Linked DNA regions of Homo sapiens: region 1 is linked to region 2. The links are chromatin loops, found by intact Hi-C in ENCODE. Cell type or tissue: GM12878. All regions are shown on one strand. Links, peaks and the distances in the headings refer to the core of each region. The heading gives the core; the rest is flanking DNA.

Evidence for each region. Hi-C counts contacts between places; a loop is a spot of excess contacts. Peaks named below come from ENCODE experiments on the same cell type or tissue, not always from the same donor. Only the 100,000 strongest peaks of a DNase experiment are listed, where the experiment ranks them.
Region 1: a loop joins it to region 2, with 2.4 times the contacts of the local background. A loop is called at or near these places in 1 of 110 quality-filtered maps.

Annotation. Positions count from the first base shown.
Region 1 is chr13:83,869,660-83,882,398 of GRCh38, reverse strand. It overlaps SLITRK1 (SLIT and NTRK like family member 1), which reads left to right. Exons shown (of 2, transcript NM_001281503.2): 1 at 1-395; 2 at 839-5,194. The coding sequence starts at 892. The coding sequence ends at 2,982. Among named protein-coding and RNA genes, the nearest start is that of SLITRK1, 6.4 kb to the left of the region's middle. In GM12878, for the core only: no CTCF peak of the experiment used is centred there; a DNase peak (open chromatin) is centred at 5,588.
Region 2 is chr13:83,979,873-83,992,611 of GRCh38, reverse strand. No RefSeq gene overlaps it. Among named protein-coding and RNA genes, the nearest start is that of SLITRK1, 100 kb to the right of the region's middle. In GM12878, for the core only: no CTCF peak of the experiment used is centred there; no DNase peak of the experiment used is centred there; H3K27ac peaks cover 295 bases.

The sequences.
Region 1 (12,739 bases), core at 2,864-7,863, 110 kb after region 2:
ATTCTCGCGCTCTCTTCCTCCCTCAGACAACTCGCCCCCCGCCCTCCGCCCCCCTCCACGTAATTCCGAAAGAGCAGAAGAAAGAGAAGGAGAACAGGAAAAGAAGAGCTAGTAAGCGAGAGCGAGAGCACAGAAAAGAAAAAAAAAAGCCTTAAGAGGACCGAAGGGGAGGAAAGGAAAAGGATGGACAACCACAAAACGCAGCGATTGCGGAAATTTTCCAGCGCCATTGGCTGGGCAGCGTGAGTCCTTCGGTCGGGCGTGATTTCAGCACCGGGGGAACTGGACAGCACCTCGGGGGGACTTCTGGGCAACCCGCAACCACAGCAAGAACTCCACCAGCAGCCTCAACAACAGAAGCCGCGGAAAACCCTGCTTTGTATCAGAGAGGCAAGGTCAGTCCGACGCACAGCCATGCACAGGCAGTGCGCCTGTACTACGCTGCAAACCCTCTGCTTGTTTCTCTAACATGCACTTGCTTCTAATTACTAGCATTGTTTCATTTCTGATCAGTGAAGATCAGTAGATGAGATTCTGTAAGGGTGTACTTTTAATTTATATGTATATATTTAACTTCTTTTTCTGTTATTTTTAAAGTGTTGTGGGGGAGTGGGGTTTTTTTCCTACTTTTTTTTTTTTTTTTTTTTCTTTGCTTGCCTTGCACTACGTGCCTGGATAGTTTGTGGATATAATTATTGACTGGCGTCTGGGCTATTGCAGTGCGGGGGGGTTAGGGAGGAAGGAATCCACCCCCACCCCCCCAAACCCTTTTCTTCTCCTTTCCTGGCTTCGGACATTGGAGCACTAAATGAACTTGAATTGTGTCTGTGGCGAGCAGGATGGTCGCTGTTACTTTGTGATGAGATCGGGGATGAATTGCTCGCTTTAAAAATGCTGCTTTGGATTCTGTTGCTGGAGACGTCTCTTTGTTTTGCCGCTGGAAACGTTACAGGGGACGTTTGCAAAGAGAAGATCTGTTCCTGCAATGAGATAGAAGGGGACCTACACGTAGACTGTGAAAAAAAGGGCTTCACAAGTCTGCAGCGTTTCACTGCCCCGACTTCCCAGTTTTACCATTTATTTCTGCATGGCAATTCCCTCACTCGACTTTTCCCTAATGAGTTCGCTAACTTTTATAATGCGGTTAGTTTGCACATGGAAAACAATGGCTTGCATGAAATCGTTCCGGGGGCTTTTCTGGGGCTGCAGCTGGTGAAAAGGCTGCACATCAACAACAACAAGATCAAGTCTTTTCGAAAGCAGACTTTTCTGGGGCTGGACGATCTGGAATATCTCCAGGCTGATTTTAATTTATTACGAGATATAGACCCGGGGGCCTTCCAGGACTTGAACAAGCTGGAGGTGCTCATTTTAAATGACAATCTCATCAGCACCCTACCTGCCAACGTGTTCCAGTATGTGCCCATCACCCACCTCGACCTCCGGGGTAACAGGCTGAAAACGCTGCCCTATGAGGAGGTCTTGGAGCAAATCCCTGGTATTGCGGAGATCCTGCTAGAGGATAACCCTTGGGACTGCACCTGTGATCTGCTCTCCCTGAAAGAATGGCTGGAAAACATTCCCAAGAATGCCCTGATCGGCCGAGTGGTCTGCGAAGCCCCCACCAGACTGCAGGGTAAAGACCTCAATGAAACCACCGAACAGGACTTGTGTCCTTTGAAAAACCGAGTGGATTCTAGTCTCCCGGCGCCCCCTGCCCAAGAAGAGACCTTTGCTCCTGGACCCCTGCCAACTCCTTTCAAGACAAATGGGCAAGAGGATCATGCCACACCAGGGTCTGCTCCAAACGGAGGTACAAAGATCCCAGGCAACTGGCAGATCAAAATCAGACCCACAGCAGCGATAGCGACGGGTAGCTCCAGGAACAAACCCTTAGCTAACAGTTTACCCTGCCCTGGGGGCTGCAGCTGCGACCACATCCCAGGGTCGGGTTTAAAGATGAACTGCAACAACAGGAACGTGAGCAGCTTGGCTGATTTGAAGCCCAAGCTCTCTAACGTGCAGGAGCTTTTCCTACGAGATAACAAGATCCACAGCATCCGAAAATCGCACTTTGTGGATTACAAGAACCTCATTCTGTTGGATCTGGGCAACAATAACATCGCTACTGTAGAGAACAACACTTTCAAGAACCTTTTGGACCTCAGGTGGCTATACATGGATAGCAATTACCTGGACACGCTGTCCCGGGAGAAATTCGCGGGGCTGCAAAACCTAGAGTACCTGAACGTGGAGTACAACGCTATCCAGCTCATCCTCCCGGGCACTTTCAATGCCATGCCCAAACTGAGGATCCTCATTCTCAACAACAACCTGCTGAGGTCCCTGCCTGTGGACGTGTTCGCTGGGGTCTCGCTCTCTAAACTCAGCCTGCACAACAATTACTTCATGTACCTCCCGGTGGCAGGGGTGCTGGACCAGTTAACCTCCATCATCCAGATAGACCTCCACGGAAACCCCTGGGAGTGCTCCTGCACAATTGTGCCTTTCAAGCAGTGGGCAGAACGCTTGGGTTCCGAAGTGCTGATGAGCGACCTCAAGTGTGAGACGCCGGTGAACTTCTTTAGAAAGGATTTCATGCTCCTCTCCAATGACGAGATCTGCCCTCAGCTGTACGCTAGGATCTCGCCCACGTTAACTTCGCACAGTAAAAACAGCACTGGGTTGGCGGAGACCGGGACGCACTCCAACTCCTACCTAGACACCAGCAGGGTGTCCATCTCGGTGTTGGTCCCGGGACTGCTGCTGGTGTTTGTCACCTCCGCCTTCACCGTGGTGGGCATGCTCGTGTTTATCCTGAGGAACCGAAAGCGGTCCAAGAGACGAGATGCCAACTCCTCCGCGTCCGAGATTAATTCCCTACAGACAGTCTGTGACTCTTCCTACTGGCACAATGGGCCTTACAACGCAGATGGGGCCCACAGAGTGTATGACTGTGGCTCTCACTCGCTCTCAGACTAAGACCCCAACCCCAATAGGGGAGGGCAGAGGGAAGGCGATACATCCTTCCCCACCGCAGGCACCCCGGGGGCTGGAGGGGCGTGTACCCAAATCCCCGCGCCATCAGCCTGGATGGGCATAAGTAGATAAATAACTGTGAGCTCGCACAACCGAAAGGGCCTGACCCCTTACTTAGCTCCCTCCTTGAAACAAAGAGCAGACTGTGGAGAGCTGGGAGAGCGCAGCCAGCTCGCTCTTTGCTGAGAGCCCCTTTTGACAGAAAGCCCAGCACGACCCTGCTGGAAGAACTGACAGTGCCCTCGCCCTCGGCCCCGGGGCCTGTGGGGTTGGATGCCGCGGTTCTATACATATATACATATATCCACATCTATATAGAGAGATAGATATCTATTTTTCCCCTGTGGATTAGCCCCGTGATGGCTCCCTGTTGGCTACGCAGGGATGGGCAGTTGCACGAAGGCATGAATGTATTGTAAATAAGTAACTTTGACTTCTGACAAAAAACAAAAAGTGCTGCATGGCTCGCATGGAATCCACGCGCTCCAGGGACTCTGCCCGCCCCCGCGACTGGAGACGGCATCTCGTTCACAGCACCCACCCTCTTACCTGATAAGTTCCATCGTATCAAACTTTCTATAAACAAAATACAGTATAATCAGAAAGTGCCATTTCGCCATTATTTGTGATCGGTAGGCAGTTCAGAGCATAAGTTAACTGTGAAAAAAATGTAAAGGTTTTATTTAGGACATTTGCATGGCTAGTCATCAGTCCATTTTATGAGTTAACAATGTATTTTGTTGAGGGAAGTTTTTAGGGGTTGTTTTGGGTTCTTTTATTTTGATGGTGATGTTTTATTTTATTTTATTTTTTTCAGGGGGTCTTTTTTTTAATACATATCCAATAATGCCTTCCATCTGAATGTAAAATAAGTACCCATGATTTCTATTATAGTATCAGTGTAATTATTTAAAAAATGATTTTGAGGCAGTTAAGCATGACCAATTAATGTCACTCTAGTGCTTAGGCTGCGATCCTATGGTAGCAATTCTGTGCTGGTATAAATCTTACTTATAAAGTAGGAAAAGAGAACCGAGGAAGCACGTGAAACTTACTAATTCTATTCGAGGATTTTATAATGGCATATTTTTTCAGTATTAAAGCGAAAATGTTTTCAACTCTGGGTCCTTACCTTTTTCCAGCTTCATATTTGCAAGTGGTAAATTGGATTTGCGGTGGAAGAGACAGGGGAGGGAAACGGTTGGGGTTAGATCCCTTCCTGAGCTACATTAAGGCTCTTTCTCTAATCGCCTTACTTAGCTTTTTACCCTTTAAGTAGCTCCTCTTCCCTCGCCCCCACCCTCTACCCCACCCCCACCTTCGCTCAGACTTTACCGGCTTTCCCCAGTCCATAAAGGTCTTGCCCCAACACTCACCCCTTCTTTTTTTCCCCTCTCCAAATGCAGCAGTGAATCCCTTTATTAATACTGGAAATCCCTCTCTGCTGCTTTTGTTGGTGCTGCCCACACTGCAGATATATTAAGGATGTTAGGAGAGATTTGATTTAATTGACTCTGCCTAGATAGGTCTCATTAAACAGAGTGGAGATTTCATTGGTCAGCACTCCTCAATGAAAGACAGACCTAATGACTGGCATTTGAGATGCTGCTGGCATTTTGAATTCAACATCTGCTGAAAACGGTAAAACTAATTAGTGCCCACCCACCCTCCCCGCCCCAGCAACTGCATATTGAAATTTGTTAAAGCACTCATCTTTATGGAAATTAATCATTATCCTAAAGAAGTGTTTCTCTCCCATCATCCGGATTTCTGGTTGTGGCCCAGCAATTAACAAAAACAGCTTCAACTGTTCGAATTTTATGAACCAATGTAACTCTGGCCTCAATCATATTCCTCTGGGATTTCTAAACAGCAGTTAAGCTACAAAAAGCAAACAAAACCACACATATTGATGGAGTCTGCATTCCACCACATATCCACCCTTGAGAAGTATGTCAAAAGACTGCAGACTATAGATTTTTTTTTAATATAGGATTATAAATCAGCTAGTGAAAGACCTCAGAGCAGTTGTAAGTAGATCTGCCATCTAGAACTCATATTCTAAAGGGAAGTGATTTCTCAGAACAGTGATGTTCTGGAATATGTATTATTTATTTTAACACTTTTTTAATAAAATCTTTATTATAAACCATGACTATTCCTAAGGCCATTCATCATTTTCTCTCTTGATTCTTTTGTTTGTGGACTGCATTTCATGACAGTAAACCTGCAACCTACTCTCCTCTGACAGATATTATGGGTTGTTTTCTATTTATTAATTTCTTACAGGATGGCTTTATTCTTTTTACAGAAAGTACAACTGGGTTCTCGGTAAGCAATCAACAGATTTACTTGTGATGGAAAAATTAGGGAAGAAGAGGCATACATTCGACAATGTTATGACCTTTAGAAAGAAAAGAAAAAATGACAGATGTAGAAACAACATCTCTGGTGGAAGGTGACATTTAATGGCAGATATCTAGTGAGGTATGTTAGTAATTTTGAAACTGATACATGACTAATCTAGGTCAGGAAACTAGAACTTCTCATAGAAGATGTGCACAGAGGCGAGAACTTTTCTTCATTTTAATTGAAAAGAAATTACAGTATAGAAACCAAGGTTAAAGGGGTAAAATTATTTTTAAATAGTAGTTTCAATGGTTTTGGAGTATTCATTGTGTGCCACGCATGTGCTAAGTGATTTACGTAATTATTTAATTTAATCTCCACAACCACAGGGCAGTTAGTAAGATACTATTTCCATTATACAGATGAGAAAATTGAGGCTTAAGAAAAGTCAGCAGTAACTCTGGTCATACATGGTAAATAGTGGAGTGGAATTTAAATTCAATTTTCCTTGTACTCAAAGACCTTATATTTTGAGTAAGTAATCACGTACATTTACCTGATCAAGTTCTTAAGGCAATCTTAAAAAAAAAAAGCATTTATGAAAATACTATGTAACAAATTAGGCACTCAGTTTGTATATTCACAGCCAAATATGTATTGGTGGCCCTTTATATTTCCGATATTTCTTGCAGCAACAGAAATTTGCCCTTCATTCAGTGGAGATAACTTCAGTGTGTTCTCCAAGAGTAGTATATAAGAAGACACAGCACATAAAAGAAAAGATGAGTGTGCTAAATGAGTTCATAAATTACAGATATTCAAATGATTGAAACTAAATCATCTATATATTGACTCTAAAATTGTAGGACTATCAGAATATTTTAATAAATAATATATGTGAAAATCTATGTACAAAAGATATCCAATAATTTCATGTATAAGAACATTTGTTTATTTAATCTAGCAGGGTTTTATTCATTTTGATAAAATATCTCTGTAACAATTAATTGATATACATTAGTTTTATACAAGTATATGTTAGTTTATAAGATACATAATACATTTGGTCACACCATGTAACTTTCATTTTAAAATACTTAGCATCTTCTCTTTGTTTTGTCTTTGCATAAAATGTTCATGTAACTATAGTTAATCATGTACATTAGTTGAGATATCTTGTTTCTAGTTAAATCATTCTTTAGTTCATTAAAGTAAAAGAGATTTTAGTTGTGCCCAATGGAAAAGGAGGAAAGAAGGATCTTGTTTAGTTACATTGCCTAAGAGGAAGTAGTAGCTTCTGTGGCTGCTGCTATAACTAAGAATATCCTAGAATTTAAGTTGTTGCCATAGAAATTTATTGTTTAACCATTTTTACATGCTTACCCAAGAGGAGACTGAAATAGTTAATATAACATTAACATAACAAGATTCTTTGTCTTAACAGTATTTATATTATATGTACTTAGAATTGTCAGAAATTTTAATGTGTTAAAGTTATATTGGTGATTATAAAGACAGTTTGTTAATTTAGCTTTTTCGGATTTCTAATGTTATTTAGTAGGTAGAGAGAGGTAGATGAATTTGCAAGGGTGAACATGGAAGTTCTGTTTATAATGTGTTAGTGTAATATTGAAAATAGTGGTTTCTAATTCAGCAGTCCTGCTAATTTATAAATCTTATTTTTATTTGTATACTTATTTAAAGAAAAATGGAAATATAAAATGTGCTAAATATTTAATTTTAGCATGTGTTAACTTTTGATACATTTTCTCTATTATTGAAATCTATTCATTTAATCTAAGAGATGAACTCTGCATGATATCAACAGATATAGCACATGCATACTGAAGATTTTTAAGTTACATGATTTGCTTTAACATGGCCCTGAACCATAAAGAGGGCTAAATTAAATACCTTTCTTATAATCCCCTGTCATTTTCTTTCATCTATAGTGTTATCAAAATGTTATTATAACATGAAGACATACAAAATTTTCTTCTTGGCATTGAAAAGAAATGCTACTAAGTGGTTTCATGAAGCCATCTATTAATAACAAATTTTGAAACGTGAGCTAAATTTGTTGTGACCTATTACAATTTGTTATGATCTACCAAAACTCGATCAGATTTCAGAAAAAAATTGAATAGTTAAGATAATAACAAATTAAGTGTTTAAAAACTACAGTTTTAAAATGAAATAAACCACTGAAGAAATCATCTTTGATGATTAAGCCCAGTATAACCCTTTCCCTCAACTGACTAGCAATTTCACTTTATTGGCTTAGACCTCAATAACCAATTAATTACTCTTTTTCCACTTACCTGCTAAATATATATTATGTTACACACTTGAAATATAATTACATTTTATACATGAACTTCACACAAAGGTTATTGGAGAATTACCTAATAGTTTGAAGACTTTTGAATGTGTTAGACATAAATATTCAATTGGCAACATTAATTGGGCACTTGCCACATAAAAAATATCATAGAAGCTCTCTTGGGAAAATAAGGCACTTCAACCCTCAAGTAGTTTATGCCCCACAAAGGTGAGATATATACATCATTGGAATTATAGACCAGTGCATAACTGGCAGTGTTTAAAGAATGCCACTAGAACATTTTGTGTTTCTTTCAAGTAATTTAGGTTTTGAATCATTTGAAAAAGTGCAATCATTACATCAGTTTTATTAGTCAAATAGATGAAAATCTTAAAACAGTGTTTTAAATGATAGAAGTAATTTAATTACTTCAGTAGTGTTATTTTCACTTCTTTTTCTGTGAAATGGGAATAATTCCTGTTATTTTATAACTTCATGAAGAGTTTTCTAACAAGCATTCTAAAAAGAAATAATCAAACCAGTTTTTATCAGGACAAGTGAATGACTGATAATTTTTCAATTGTACTTATCTAAGAAATCAGACATGACATTAGAAAATTAAATAAAATATTTTATATTATAAGAAGTTTAGAAACAGTCTCTGGGCACTTAGGTTTGATTTTTGTTATTTATATATATAATAGATTTAGATTATAGAAGCTTTAATATAATATTGTATATAATTTTACAATTTTACCGTAAAGCTAATAATCATCTTGCTATTTTTTTTGTTTAGTAAAACGTAATATTCAATTACTTAGTAGTAATGTCCAGATGCACAAGTCCAAAGGTTTAACAAGCAGGAAGGAATAAGCTAAGCCATGCATTTACTGACTTATATGTCTTTTTCTCTTTGCTTCCAACTCCATTTCTTGGCAGAAGAATACACGAATGAAACATGCTCAGCTGTAGCATATCGATAGAAAAAGTCAATATATAGTGAAAAATGAAAGTGCCTCAAATATAGATGATAAATGGCCACTCCACAGCATTATCAAAGAAGCAGTCTTTGCTTCCCAGGGAAGGAGGATAAGTGGAAAAGGGTCACTAGCACCATAAACAATAATGGCTGTTACCAGATTCTGTGACATTGACTGTGCACTTTTCCATTTTAAATCAATATCTTGTTTAACATTTCCAAGCTGCATATGAAAAAAAAAAGAAATTCACATCATTATGATAGTAATAGGATTTGGATAATATTCTGTGCTTATATAGAGTTTACTGCCTCTTCCATAAAATAATAAGATTACAAAATAGTTAAGGAATTTGAAACTATGCATTGCCTCTATACTGTAGTAGAATCTGTATATTTTAGTCCAGGTATTATTATTTATTAAAAAACCTGTCATATAATTAAAATAATTCTACATGACTAAATTATTATATCTGAAATATTTTGTTCTATTAAATATGACATGGTATCATACAATAATTATGTACTAATTTATGTCCAATTAGATAAATTTTGTAGCGAATTTGATTTAGTTGTGAATCCAGTTAACTTTACTTGATTGGGCATATTTACCATCAGTGTGTTTTTTGGTAGCTTATACAGTAAATTGTTGGATATGGCTTTGTCATAACTAAGTTGATATTAACGTTAGTGAACTTCTCAATGTTTTTAAATCATGGATGTAAATTGGCTTAACTAATTATCAAATGAATCTAAAGAGATTGAAATGACTAAGTTACTTAAGTAAATAGTTTAATGCTATTAATCCCTCTTTTTTCTCAATGACTAAATGTTTTCCTATATCTCAGCACATGCTTTAATGAGAGAGAGAACCCTTAATTTTTTTCTTGATCAGGAAATGTTACTTTTTTAATTTTTCAGCAAAACTTTGATTGGATGATATTTGTATTTTTCACCATAACAGTCAGCGCTCCAACAATCAGATTTCATGATACAGATGGTATTTGGAATAATGAGACATTAATACGTAAAAAGTAGAGTATTCCAGGAGGGTATTTTATCTTATGAGAAACAAGACTTGAAGCCGAGAAACTAACAGCTGGAAATAGCAGTAATCTCCAAGAATTGAATTACATGGAATGTCATGTTACTATTTTTTTTTTTTTTTTTTTTTTTGAGACGGAGTCTCGCTTTGTCGCCCAGGCTGGAGTGCAGTGGCGCGATCTCTGCTCACTACAAGCTCCTCCTCCCGGGTTCACGCCATTCTCCCGCCTCAGCCTCTCCGAGTAGCTGGGACTACAGGCGCCCGCCACCAAGCCCGGCTAATTTTTTGTATTTTTAGTAGAGACGGGGTTTCACTGTGGTCTCGATCCCCTGACCTCGTGATCCGCCCGCCTCGGCCTCCCAAAGTGCTGGGATTACAAGCGTGAGCCACAGCGCCCGGCCGTCATGTTACTATTTTAACTCAAAATTTATAACATCAAATTAAGAAGAAAGTAAGATGAGAGCACATTTGAGCATTATTTGCATGAGTATGACATTACTAATAGCCAGTTGAAAGATTTTTATGCTACAATTTTTTACAAAATAGAGCCTTTTTTTTCAGTATTCTTTTCATGGATAGCTAATATTTTGCCTATTAAATTTCCATCCCTACAAGCCCAATTTACGTATTTGATGAGCAATTAAATCCTTATGTCGGCGAAAAGAGTCAAACACTGTAAAATATTTTAAGAGATTTATTCCGAGCCAAATATGAGTGACCATGGCCCATCACACAGCCCTCAGGGGGTCCTGAGAACATGTGCCCAAGGTGGTCGGGGTACAGTTTGGTTTTATATATTTTAGGGAGGCATGAGACATCAATCAGATACATTTAAGAAGTACATTGGTTTGGTTCAGAAAGGCGGGACAATTCAAAGCGGGGGCTTCCAGGTTACCGGTAAATTTAAACATTTTCTGGTTGACGGTTGAGTTTATCTGAAGACCTGGGATCAATGGAAAGGAATGTTCAGGTTAAGATAAAAGATTATGGAGACTGAATTTTATTGTGCAGATGATTCTCTCAGATAGCAGACTTCAGAGAGAGAGCAGGTTTGTAAAATGTTTCTCATCAGACCTAAAAGGGTGCCTGGCTGTTAGCTGATTATCCCTTGGATCTGGAAAGAAAGGAAGGAAAACGAAGCGGAAAAGGGATTCTCCATAGGATGTGGATTTTTCCCACAAGAGATTTTTACAGGGCAATTTCAAGGTATGGCAAGGAAATATATTTTGGGGTTAAATATTTTTTTCCCTTGTCTTGTAGTGTTATGCCAGAGTCAGACTGAAAAGTAAGTCATGATATATAGGGTCAAATAAAACCCATCTGATGAGAATTTATGATTTGTAGGGCATGACTCCGTAGACCCCTTAGGTAGGAATTTGGGCAAGATAAAAAATTCAGAGCTTAGTCCTCACATAGACTGGAAACAGGGTTATTCTGTTTTATAAATTCAGGATTTTTAGTTCATAATATATGAAACTGGTACAACATACTACCAGAAGATAAATTTCAACCTATATTTATGTTGTCTTTTAAACGATGAATGAGAAATATTTTCACTACAGCCTTTAAAATAAAGTGAGTTCTTCAGAATACAAGTGTCAGTAGTAAATGTATCATATAGCCCAAAATGTTTCGAGGAGCCAACATAGCATTATGTTAGGGAGCTACATCTTAATTATACCAAATTCAAAATACGAAAAGGAACAGGAAAACAAGTGGGATGATAGCAATTTTACCTTGATTGATAGAACAACCATATATGATGCAAAAATCCCACTACTAGGTATATACCCAGAAAAAAAAAATCAGTTTATTGAAGAGATATCTGCTGTCCCATCTGCAGTATTTATAATACATATATTTATTGATCATTTACTATATACCGGACACTTATGCGGAGATTTTAAAGCTATACAGAACAGACTATGCTTCTGTTTACCTGAATTTACATTCTATAGAGGATTACAGAAGAACATAAAACAATAAGTAACAGATAACATAAACTTGAATACTGAAGAGCTATGAATGAAAAAAATGATCTCCTCCTTTCTTTTAGGGTCATCAGAGAATTTCTCTCTGAGCAGATAAGACTCGAATTATGTGAAAAATGATAAGAAAGGAACACGCATTTTAATATTTGGAGCAACAGAGATTTTGGAAAATAAATCACCAAGTACAATATATTGTAATTTAAAAATGTTTGAAAACTAAAAAGGAAAAGTGGCTGAAGTCTGGCCCCCATAGCAGACAAACATAGAGAGGCAAAGGTAAGCCAGATAATGCTTTATAGGTTATAGCAAGTAATTTAGATTATATTTCAAGTATAACAGAAAGTTTCAAACTCACAAGTGATATGATCAAAGTAGTATATTTAGATAACCTTTTAGGCTTTTTAAAAAGTGGAATGAATTATGGTGTCAAAGTACAAGACAAACAGCTACTGTTGTAGAGTTTGGGTAAGAGATGATGGTATCTTGGACAATAGTGACAGCAGTGGAGATGGCTGGAGGAATATTGTTGCTGTGGGGACTAAGAAAAGGAAAATAATTTTGTGATTTTTTTTTTTAATCAACCAACTTGACTAACTTGACTATGCCTTTTATTGAGAGGAAAAGGCTGGAGGAAGCAGGTTTTAGTTGTAGAGTTAACTTTAGTATTTACATTTGAGATTGCCTATTTACATATGCTGGGTAGGCTGCTAATGGGCATATGGAACTCAAGGAGCGTTTAGGAAGTAAAATATGGACTTAGAATTTAGCATTACTCTTTTATTGATGGCTACATTTTACAGATTAAAAACTAAACCTTTGGTTGCATTTAACTGGTGTACTTTATCTTCAAGGAAGATTTATTGAAAATTAAATGTAAACTTGTTTTTAGACACAACTAATATAGAAAAGGTATGAAACGTAATTGATATCTGTAATATCTGTAATTTTTCCCCAAACCAGAAGTTAGTAAAATATTATTTTCTGAAAATCAAGTAAAAACAGCTAAAATCGTGTGG
Region 2 (12,739 bases), core at 2,828-7,827:
TACAGATCTTAGAGAAATTAATTTTTCAGTTCGTTCAGCTTTTTATTTTTTGTTAACTTGGAGTAGTAACTCCTAAAATCCTTATATGCCAGACCAGAAATCGTTAAGTTATTGGTGATGCCATTTAAAAATGTGAATATATCAATGAATTGTTTAAAGATAAGGACTCTCAATTAGAAAGTGATAGAATTTTCATCCAGCACAAGCTGAGCCCTTTTCTCAACAGTTAATGTGGGAGATGGTATCAAACCTAAAACATTCTAGACTTGTAGATTTTTTAAAATTCCCACTTATATTTATCTATTGATGCATAACCAATTTTAAATTTAGGAACACAAAATACCATTTTAATGTGTATGATTCTTTGGATTATGAGTCTGAGAAGGGCACAGAGGGGTGAGACCACCTCTGTTGTATGATGTTTGAGACCTCAGCTAGGGTGTCTTGGATGGCTAGAGATGTCTGGACCAGCTCAGCTTGGCCATGATACCAGACCCTTGGTTCTTTTTCACATGATGTATACTAGGGCTAGAATGTTCAAGATGGCATCTTCACTCACAGTCTGGTGCCAGGGTTCATACAACCAAGACAGCTAAAGAATCACCTGCATTTCTTCCCCTGTGGCTTCTCCAAGTAACTAGATTAGCTTTCACACAGCTTGGTGGTCTCGATAAGGTTGGACATAATAGAAGGTGTCTGGCTTCCTGCAGCGTGAGCATTGGAAAAACCTTAGGAAAAATACATAAAGCTTCTTATAACTTAGCACTGGAAGTCCCAGAATGTCACAGTTCTGCTACATTGTATTGGTCAACCAATTTACTAAACCAGCCCAGATTTAATGGGAGGAAAATTAATCTCCATCTCTCCAAGGGGGGATTAGCACAGAACCTGAAGCCATCTTTAATCTAGCATACCAATTGTTTAAAAAAAGAATATAAAAATATCGTACTTTTGCAAATATTACACTAACAGATGACCAGAGGAACACATTGCTTTGTACACTCAAAATGCTTCATACAAGTGAGGGACCACAATTAAATTTCACAGTTTAAGAGTACATCTGATTCTGCTAGAAGCTGGCCACATTAACAATATATAATAGAATAAGCCTCTGGACACAAATTTAATATTTTTGGCAGCAAAATAAGTATTTTTTAAAATACTGTAATATATCTCACCTTTTGCCTCTCTTTTATATAAAACTACTGGATGTGAATTTTTTTTATAGTTTTAACTAGATACTTCACTTTTCTTAATATAGTCTATTTTCTTAATATCCATATATTATTAAGGCTAATATATTCATGCCTTCCAATTATTATATCCTTTATTTATTTGATAAAGTTATAGGTTAATATATCTGTAAGTCTATTATGTTTCTATTTGTGTGTACATGATTTGTTTCTAATCAATTTACGGTATCTTTCAGCCCTGGGGTGAAAAGAGAACATTGGTAAGGGGAAATGATTACTCTAGCATCCTTGAAGAGATAAATGATTAAAATTCTTCATATTCAAAAACAACATCTTAATGATACAGCAATACAATAGGCTTAAAAATGAGATGTTTTGACATAAAATGTTTTTTCTAAATTTTTTACCACATTGTAAAATATCTAAAGCAAATTTTTCAGAAAAGGCAAGGAGTATATTTGGAGAGGAGATATAAATCCCTTAGTCTACCATTTCTGGTTTAGAGACTGGTGCCAGGAAGAAATGGGAGTGGTCAGGGAGGCAGGAATGGATACTTGCAGACAGGGTCCACTCTCTCTACTCTTGGTTTCTTCTGGCTAATCCCAAACTTGGTGTACTGTCACATAAATTTAGCTCAAGTTATTCTTTTTTCCTGTGTGTATTCATGGAAGATATTTACAAGTTTTATGAGGCCTGGAAGGTGATGCAGAAAATATCTAAATTGAAAGTATGTTAAGAGTTTAGTAAACTGAAGCTATGCTCCAAATAGACAGCAAGGCAAAATCACCATAAAAGTCTCAGAGCCATAGTGAGTTTTGATGAGGCCAATCAGGCAGAGAGCACCATAGTCCCCAACAAAAGTGACAGTCAACACAAAACAGGTGAACACATGTAATGTGATTCACAGACTTCAGCAGAAGATGCAAGCAATATACTCAAGGATTGGAATAGCTGCACATTAGAAGTGTTTCTAACCAAAGAGCCCATATCAGACACCAAAAACAAACAAATAAACATCCCTGAGTACATCACATAGGTCCAGTAACGATGAGGGACTCCTTTGTCCTCTTAAATTGTTTAAATACCTTTTCTGTGGACAGAGAGCTATTATTTAGAAAAAAAATTATTGGTGGGAGACATAAAAGTTAAATTTAAGTGATCTAGAAACTTTACCTAAAGAAATTGAGAATTAACCTTCAAAGACTGAATTATTACATCATATAGGATTACAATTCAGCAACCTGCTCCTAGTTGATACTGATCCCTGAAAACAACGGTTTTCAGAGTGTGGACTCTAGTAGCAGTTACGATCATCTAGGAACCTGTTGAAAATGCAGATTATCAGACCAATCTCCATTTCAATGAATTGAAAAACTCTTGAGTTAGAACCCAGTATCTGTGTTTAACAAGTCTTTCAGATGATTCCTATACATTGTAAAGTTAGAGAACCTCTACCTTAGAAAAACGGAAACTTTTATTTCTATATGTTATCTTCACATTTTCCACAACTGTGGTCTCCTCCAGTCACTATCATGTGTACCTGTTTTGCTAAGGCATGAAAGTTAACTTCTAACATTCACACTTCGGAGTGTAAGACATGTAACTATCCTTTGCCTGATTTAATTAACAGCCTTCAGATTGGCCTGTGCCTAACTAGTTTGGGAGAAAATGCCAGGTGACTAATCTCTGTTTTCTCAGATGCCTATCAATTGCTCTTTTTGTCCTTGGGATACACCCTGTTATATCAAGTTATCTTTGCATTTTCCTTTACATTGAGGCGTCTTAATAGATTATAATCTATATGTATTAGCTTTGCGTTTTACTCTTATTTTCTCTTCAACACCCTAAAATCCTGAATCTGACTCTGCCACTCCATTAATTATTATAGTTTTCCAGTTGTCTTACTGATAGGATAAATCAACATATTTTTGTCCACATTTAATTGGCTTCTATGTAGCATTTGATATTTCCCCATATTCTTGAAAGGAGTACTTTTTCTGGACTTTCCCTTATATTTGGACTTTTTTTTCTCAGTATCTTAAATAGGTTCTTTTCTCTCTCTGCTTTTGAAATGGTAGAATTCATTAAGCCTATCTTCTTGGCCTTTTCCTCTTCTTATTTTATTTTGACCCCACTGAGGGGCCTCATACAATCTACAGCTTTATGGTTTATGCAATGATGATTACAAATCTGTATTTCCAAAACTCTCACAGTTATTTCTCACCTGTGAGAGTCAGGTCCAAACATCCAAAACCTACTGAATGGATTCCTATGAATTATCTAAGAATTTCCTTAGTTGGTAAACCTAAAAATACACATGTACTATTTATGATAATAAAAGTTCTACATACTCCTTAGAGAAATGAATATTTTTAAATGAGCTAAAACTGAAAGCATGAGTTATTCATAATACTACCACTTAGAAATAATCAGTGTGTAAGCACACACACACACACACACACATTGTATATTCTTTGATTTGTACTCATAATGTTGTATATTTCTTACCAGAAATGTAATTGCTAAGAAACCGTGTATTTTTTATTATGCATGCACACAGTGTTGTTACTGTTTATGCATAAGCTTGATACCAAGTAAATTAGACCATTTTTGCACAAGAATCTGACAGTTTATATGCACTCGATTGCATTTACATTACAAAGGGTTATGTGCAGCAGGGTGGAGATCTTTCAGGTTCAAAGCTGGCATACAACATTACCCTTGAGTTATAGGATATAGCTTTCCATAAGTATATTTTCCTTCAGGGAACCAATATACTTTCTCTAGAAAAACAGCGGAGAGCTACAGTGTGACATTTAGTAAAAATTCCATTTTCAAATGGACATGTGGCTTCAAACTATTATCTCACTACCATGCATCTTAAATCAGGACAAATAAAAAGCTGTTTATTCTACAGTTCAAATGGAAGCATGCAGTGTTCTAGGATCAATGTTATTTTGAGGGGGTCTATATGTGCGTGTGCTTCTATTTAAAAAAAAACAAATGAAAAAATGTTTTTCACTAAGAAATAGGCATTTTGATTATTTCTAAATTTTTGACTTAGAAAATTTAGCTCCAAGTCTAAATAATCTCAACGTAAGAATAGATGATGTCTAAAGGCAGAATGTCAGAAGGTGACTAAATAACTTAGGATATGAAGGTAAATGCCAAGAGAATCAGCTACATGACACGTGAGTCAATGAAAAGGAGAGTGCATCTTGGAGAGCACTCTTCATCATACAAACCTCTGTAAAAGTATGTGTTTCCTTAAAGTGTCCTACAGTTGTCCTTCTGTACAAGAGTGAGGGGGATTGATTCCAAGACTTCCGCAGATACAGAAATCCCCACTTACTCAAGTCCCACAGCGTGCCCTTCAGAGCCCACGTTCAGAAAAGTCAGTCCTCAGTATGCGTGGCTTTCACAGCCCCTGAATAGTGTAGTTTCAATCTTACTTGGTTAAAAATTATCCATGTATAAGTGGATCTGTTCAAACCCATGTTGTTCAGAGGTCAACTGCACATGAATAACTTTGATTTTAAAATTAATGTCACTCTTTTAAATAGAGAAAAGTTGTATCAATAGGGAGCATTTGTGTCATGTAATCTCTATGTCTCCTACCCAATTAAGAAGAAAAATTATTTTTTTGCATGCTGCTACAAGGGCAAGCAAAATGCAAAGTGGAAACATAAATAAGTCTGATTACTGTTCTAGAGGAGTTATAAACTCCAGAGAAGATGAGACAATGTGTGACCCAAGCACAGTGAGAGATAGAATGAAATAAGTGGCAGGACAGCAAAACTGTCTTTCTCTGTCATACAGGTCTATACTGCCAACTCTGAAGTTTCAGTGTATACCTCTCCTGGATATAGAGTAAATCATTACAGAGTTTTAAAAACAAAACAAAACAAAACAAAAAAAACAGAGGAAATCATTACTGCCCATGGAACCAGCGCTGACCACCCAGCTTTCAGTTCTGACCAAGATCAATCCCATGATGTGGCATGTTTCTGTTTCCCTCAGGCCTCAAGGCATGCATTATGACCTGAACTCTCATGTCCCAACTTTTCTCTGTCTCCCCAATCTGAACCAGTTCCTAATCCATACATCATAAGCTATTGTTCTTTTTTTTCTGGAGAGCTTCAAATCAATGATAAGCAAACTGTGTGGCATTCTGAAACTCTTCTCAGAATGTTTATTTTACCTCTTTGTCCTTAAAGAAACTTGATTGTGCCCTGAATTCTCCTTTGTAGCCACCTCAAGCTGATGGCGTCTATTTTATTTTCTGTCCTACCACAGTTCCATAGGATACGCACAGCTGTCATGTTACCTTAATGTTACCTTAATATAACTTTCAAATGATTAAATCCTTCTCTCTTCCAAAGATAAAAAAAAATTCTGTTTCTTTAAGGATCAAACCCATTCAATGTGAACTACTCACTCATCTTCCTTTTTTCCATCATAAACCAATCTCTGGCTCACTTCCATTGATTCAGTGAAAACTCAGCTCTTGACTCAAAGTTGTCTTTTACCAGAGTTGCTGTTATAATTCTGGGCAACTTCAATATCCACATATATATTTATTTCAGATGACACTCAGTCTTTCAGTTTCTTCATTCTCTTATCTCTAATAAAATTTTCCTTAAAACTTCACCTACTCTCTTTTATAACCACTCTCAGAACAATTATCATCATCAGAAACATTCTCCTCCTAAGGAGTTAAAATGCAAGAACCTCAGCTTTCAAAAATATTTTTCCCTTTAGTTTTCTTTAAGTACTCACGGTACAACTCTTTTGCCACTTCTGAAACATGACATCCACTCGTCTACTAGTCTCACTCTTTGTTCATAATTCATCCATTATCCACTTCCTTCCTTCACTTTCTTTTAAGAATCCTAAGGTCTACAGTCCATCAATATAGTCACTCCCCCATAAGTGTACTTAAGTTCATTGCACACCCAATTACTTACCACCCCCATCTCCATAATATTTGTATTTCAAAATTCCAACTGTGAGTGAACTAAAAAATAGGGTTTCTAGGCCAGGCATGGTGGCTCACACCTGTAATCCCAGCACTTTGGGAGGCTGAGGTGGGTGGATCACCTGAGGTCAGGCATTCAAGATCAGCCTGGCCAACATGGTGAAACCTCATCTCTATTAAAAATTTTAAAAATTAGCTGGGTATGGTGGTGGTCGCCTTTAATTCCAGCTACTCGGGAGGCTGAGGCAGGAGAATCGGTTGAACCCGGGAGGTTCAGGCAGTGAGCCGAGATGCTGCCACCTGTACTCCAGCCTGGGTGATGGAGTGAGACTCAGTCTTCAAAAAAAAAATAATAATAATAATAAATAATGCTTTCTCTGTGCCTGTAACCCAGCAGCTGAATTACATATTCGCTCTAACCCCTTAGTCTTACCTAATGTTCAGTATTTCGGGAGGCAAACAGGCTTACCACATTGCCTGATCACCCTCACCCTCCTATTCTAGTGGTAGACTCACTTCCTCACTTCTGAGAATACATTTTATCTTCTTCTTTCTTCAAATATCTGTCACTCCACCTCTATTCTGCCATCTTAGCAGATGAGCTTGCCTCACATGTGACTGTAAAAAGAGAAATCATTAGATGGTAAATCTTTTATCTCTTACCTACCATAATCAATCTGGGCAAGGTCATCAGTGACTTTGAAGTTGCCAGATCCAGTGTTTTCCATTCTCCCTACACATGACACAATACAGAAGGGCACTATTCGAATCTATTAATTTCTCAATCCTGAAAACATATCTTGTCTCTCCAACCCTGTACCAACAGAGTCTCCTTGTTCTTCTCTGAGTCTTTTCTCTCTCTTTATACAAATTCTAAATATTAAAATCATCTTGGGTTCTATCCCATATCCTTTTACATTTTCTTCACAGCCTGTGGTCTATAAACATCCTTGTATGATTTTTATCTAGTTAACATTCGTCCCATAATGTCAGACACTAATGTTACCTGTATTTCACTTAAGGGAATTCTCCTCTTTATATGTTCTGGTCACTTTGTCTCTACTTCCATTACATCACACGGGGCATTACACACAGAAGATATATCGGTTTGTTGAATGAATGAGTAAATGGAACTTTGGTAACCTTATAACAACAGTAATATTTGTACTTACCTGCATAAAAGTACAAAGAAGAGGTCAATTATTTCTATCTTTCTTGTATTTTCATTTTTGAAACAGCAGGCTTTCAGTTGCTCCTTTTTTTCATTGATTATAATCATATCTTGTTATTACACTCTTGTTCCTTCTTGAAAGCTATAACTGGAAGCTTCTTTTCTCTTCTTGACATATTGTGCTTTTGCTGATGCTAAAGAGGACTTTACTTGCTTATAGTTAAAAGTGGGAGGCTTTGCTGCAAGGAGAAACTTGCTTTCACTTTAGTGCCTAAAGGGCATCTGACATCATTCATTGCAAATAGGCCACTTTCTACCTTATTAGTGATGCTACATGCTTCATGGTGCAGGTTAATTTCCTCTTACAGATCTGCATAAATTGTCAACGTTATCCTATATCTCAGCTACATATTTCTTCAGGGAATTTATCAGCTACCTTCTCCCACTTGAATACTATATTTAAATTCCCTGCATATCTGTATTGGAATATGCCTGACAAAATATAATAACCTAGAGTATGTTTGCTTATAGATATTACCTACAATATAGTTAAATTGTATCATTTTATGTATCAATGGTTGAAATACTGGCCTAGTTCATCCACTATTGTTTTAACAAAATGTTGACACCTTCCTGTTGGTTTAAATAGAATCTCCCTTTTCTATATCTTTGCTGTTACTATTAATATGACATGTCAAGTCAGATGTAGACAAAAAGGAATTAGTTTAATTTCTCATTTTATATTCTGGAAGTTTAAGGTTTTTAGGTGTCATATACTATGTTAATATGAAAATAGAGATACTTTCTGTTTGGTGAAGTATGCATCTGTTGTAACTACTTTCTAAGAAATGAATACAAAAACCAACTAAAGTAAATTATTGACTGTTGCAAACAAGCTCCCGGATTCATGGCTTAAACCAAAATTGCCTACAGACAAAACCACTTTAAATGTGTATTGTGTGTCTCTGTTGTTTAATCTTATTTGATTAAATAAGATTTTTTAATTTCTGTGGGCTAACAGTTTAGTCAAGATTTTGTTTCCTAAGTTTGGGTTTATAGAAATGTCCTAGGCTGGCCGGGCGCGGTGGCTCACGCCTGTAATCCCAGCACTTTGGAAGATGGAGGCGGGCGGATCACGAGGTTAGGAGATCGACCATCATGGCTAACACGGGGAAACCCCGTCTCTACTAAAAATACAAAAAACTAGCCGGGGGCTGTGGCGGGCGCCTGTAGTCCCAGCTACTCGGGAGGCTGAGGCAGGAGAGTGGCGTGAACCCAGGAGGCGGAGCTTGCAGTGAGCCGAGATTGCGCCACTGCACTCCAGACTGGGCGACGGAGCAGGACTCCGTCTCAAAAAAAAAGAAAAGAAAAGAAAAGAAAAAAAAATGTCCTAGGCTAAGTCCAGTCTAGGAGACAGAGACAACTGTACCATATTTTAGTAAGAGAGATGACAGTTGGAAAGGCTGGAGGAAATTATAAAATAATAGGCTTTTCAAGAAGGACACATAGAACATGTCCAACTTTCCGGGATCATAAAGCTACGACCACTGTCCAATTATAAAATAGGTTATAAGGAAATTGCCAATGGATTTATTGCATTAAGAAGCATATCTTCTAAAGCTACGACCACTGTCGAATTAGAAAATAGGTTATTAGGAAATCGCTAATGTATTTATTGCATTTAGAAGCGTATCTTCTATTTACTCTTTGGGAAGCTAGGATCAGGAAGCCACTGTAACGACAGCTACAAGTGTGTCTTGACACACACCAGCCAGTGATGGACACTGAACATAAATTCTGGCCTACTGACTGACTCTGTCACCTTGTAACCCCTCAGCATAGAGTTGGGGCATTGGAAAACCACTTCAGACCAAACCATCTTCACATCCTTGCTTTCCAGAAGAAAACAGCCAAAGTAACGAGAGGATTGCCTCTGTCTCATTTCTGTCGTCCAAGGCTTAAGTGCAAATTTTGTTTTACACTTTCTGACAACAGAGTACTCGAAGCCATACTAGGAGGAAATGTGAGTAGAGTCTGGATGATATTGACCAAATCCACCATAAACATTTTTGTGAAAAAAAAAAAAAATACTAAAAGGGAGCTGCTATAGTGATCCATTAAACAAGTAAAGTATATCATACATATTCTACTTCACTGACATAATGATTTTGAAACAGTTAAATATCATGCAAACTATAGAATTGGTTCTCTATTTTTCTTAAGTCCTGCTGTACTGAGATATTTGAATTTCCTAAATTCCCTAGATTTGTTCTTTCCTCTTAGCTTGCACATTATGCTCCTGAAACAAAACTATCATTCTCTCCCCACATCTTTTCTATTGACCACCCTATTTGCTTCAGAAAGCCTTATTTTATCATAAATATAATTGGCATTTGTTCCCTCCTGTATGGTCTTAAAGCTCTCAATGTAAATGTCTATCATAAAATGATAATCCATTAAACTACTTTATATACCATTATATTCCAATAGATCATAAAGTTTTTCAGGACAATCTTCTTCAATACGTAGTGTTCATAACAGGTGCTCAGTAAAGATTATTTGAATCTATGTTCAAATGCCAGTTTAAGGCTTCTTGGTAGCATTTAGATATGAGTTATATTTAGCAAACTTTCATTTTACTCAAAGTGCTATATTACTGATTGCATGGCATAATGAATAAATAGATATTTGTCTTCAGTTTTAAGTTTAATAACCTTAACCTGTTAGGTATTAGATAAATTCAGTTGTTTTTTCTTTATAGACTTAAGACCTTCAAAAGATCAAAAAGGGTGTTTTTCCTCTCAAAACCAGAAATGTTAAATAAACAGAGAGAGAGAGAATATATATTATATATATATATATATATATATAAAGTTAATAACTCGGGACAAAAAAAAGCTGTCCCTTATGCAGAAGACTACCATTACCACCATCCCTGTCCACTAGTAACTAATTTTGAGCAGCAAATAACCTGGATGGGAGAATCTTTGAGCAGACTGGGAGGTCCTACAACAGTGGGCACAGCTGACAACAGAAGAAATATGTTTTATTAGAATTAAGGACACCATATTCCCCTGGCCAGAATTTCCACTGTAATTCTTTGGACTCCCTAACTCCTATTCTTTGAGTAAACATCAACAAAATTCATTTTACCTTGCCCATAGGAAAAGTCCAATAATGTAAATATTTTTGCATATTTTTGGCTTTCTGAAAAAAAATAGGGTGTACGTAACAGGTTTCATAGACTAAGTTTTCAAAAGCCAAGTTATTATTTATAGTCAACTGTCTGTATTTAGGAATTGCTTATCTTTATTTTTTTCTTTATGTCAACAATGCAAATTCAAAAATGTCAGAAGAGAATTTGGGGAAATAAGTTATATAGCACTGCTGTCTTGAGAAACAGAGACCATTATAATAATTATGATATTATCATTCCAGTGTTATTCATCCCAATTTCAAGAACAAGTGTTGGCACAGGGAACCTAAAACTGAGATGAGATGGCAAACATCTTTAGAGTAGAATGTAGAAAAAATAACTACAACCATTCTACGAGCTACTTACATTTAAACACATCTATTGTTCAAGAATTGAAGGACATTTGGAAAGAGAATAAGCTACGAATTATTACTCTTTACACTATTAATAGCTTAATAATTGAATTGCAAAAAGCTCTTGCCCAGGTACTGAAAATGAGAAGCTGAGGGAGAGGGGGAGCGGGAGGGGAAGGGGGAAAGAAAAAGAAATAACAACAAAACAGAATAACATAGATTCAACTGGGATGAGGGTAGGGTTTTTAAAATTTAATCCCATTAATTCGATTTCAGTTTAGATAGAATAGATAAATTTCAAAAGATTCAACAAATGCAAACAAAAACTTCTTTATAAATAAAGCAATATCATTATTAAGTGCACCGTAAATTAAAAATTGTAAAGATTCCATGAGTACTTTTTTTATGGTAAACTGGAGAAGATCAGCTTCTAGGAATTTCTCCTGTGAATATATTCACAAAAGTTCACCTAGATCCTCTTTGAAAAATACAAATGTAATTTTTTAAAAAAAGAAATGCAGAGGATCCTATGATAATTATAATATACATGATGCCACCCATGCAGGCAATTATTTAAGTCACACATTCTTTGATTTAAACAAAAACGAAATGTGATTTCATGCACTCAAATGTTGCACAGCAAATTAATGCTTCTTACATCCAAATATAGTGGTAGTCTGTGAATTTTCTTTTTTTCTCTTCATCCTCCCTTCCTTACCTTTGTTTCTTTATATTATTAATCTGTGAAAGTAAGATGAATTTTTGAAGAGATAAATACTATTGCTTTCAATTTCTGATATCATACTTAATCTATATGCTAATTCTGTATATTTTAGGAAGTTGGTATATTTTCAATCCCCTTGATTCCAATAACGTTATCACAGTACTATGCAGTCTCTGACTCTTAAGTGGCTTTCATTAAAACTTGTTGATTGCATAAATAAATGAGAGTGTGCCAAAAAACTCTGGCCCTTTTTACATGTATAAATAAGTGAGAATGCACATTTAAAAACTATGACTCCTTTCCTTGTGAAACTTACCTATTTCATTAGATTTTGTCACTGCCTTAGCAACTTCCTACACACTGTGAGTGGCTTAGAACAACACAGATGTATAATTTCGCAGTTCTGGAGGTTAGAAGCTCAACAGGTGTCTCATGCGCTAAAACCGCATTGTTAGTTAGCAAGGCTGTAGTTACTACTGGAGGCTTTGGAGGAGAGTCCACTCCTAGGCTCACTCAGTTGTGGGAAGAATTTCGTTCCTTACAGTTGCAGAATCTGTCTCTGTTTCCCACCCGGCTCTCTGCTTTTGGCTGCTTTTAGCTCTAAGAGGTCTTTCTTCTGTTCTTGCATGTGAACCCTTCATCTGAATGCCAGCAAAAGAGCTTGGAATCTTTTCCTTCTGCTCTGTCTTTCTTCTGCTGGTAACCAGAGGTTATTTGCTTATGATCCTATTTTGGACTCACCAGGATAGTCTAGGCTAATTTCCCTGTTTTAAGGTTTGTTACTTGAATTTTATCTACAATGTCCCTTTTCAGATGTAATATAACACATTCGTATGCCCTGGAGATTAGGTCATGGAGATCTTGGGGTTGTCATTCTTCTGCTAACCATAACCATGTTTTGTTTACTATGCATTTGATTATTTAAGAGACTAATGTCAAAACAAGGATCAGCTTAAAATTTTTGTGATGTAGAATATTTGCAATGAAGCCAAAATCATCTGTGGAATTTTTTAAGGAATTCCTTTGCTCTTCAAACATTTTATTTGCTGATAGGTATTGCTGAATATTTATTCAGCATGAAATAATAAAAACAAGTGCTTCACAGTCACTTCCTGAAGTCACAT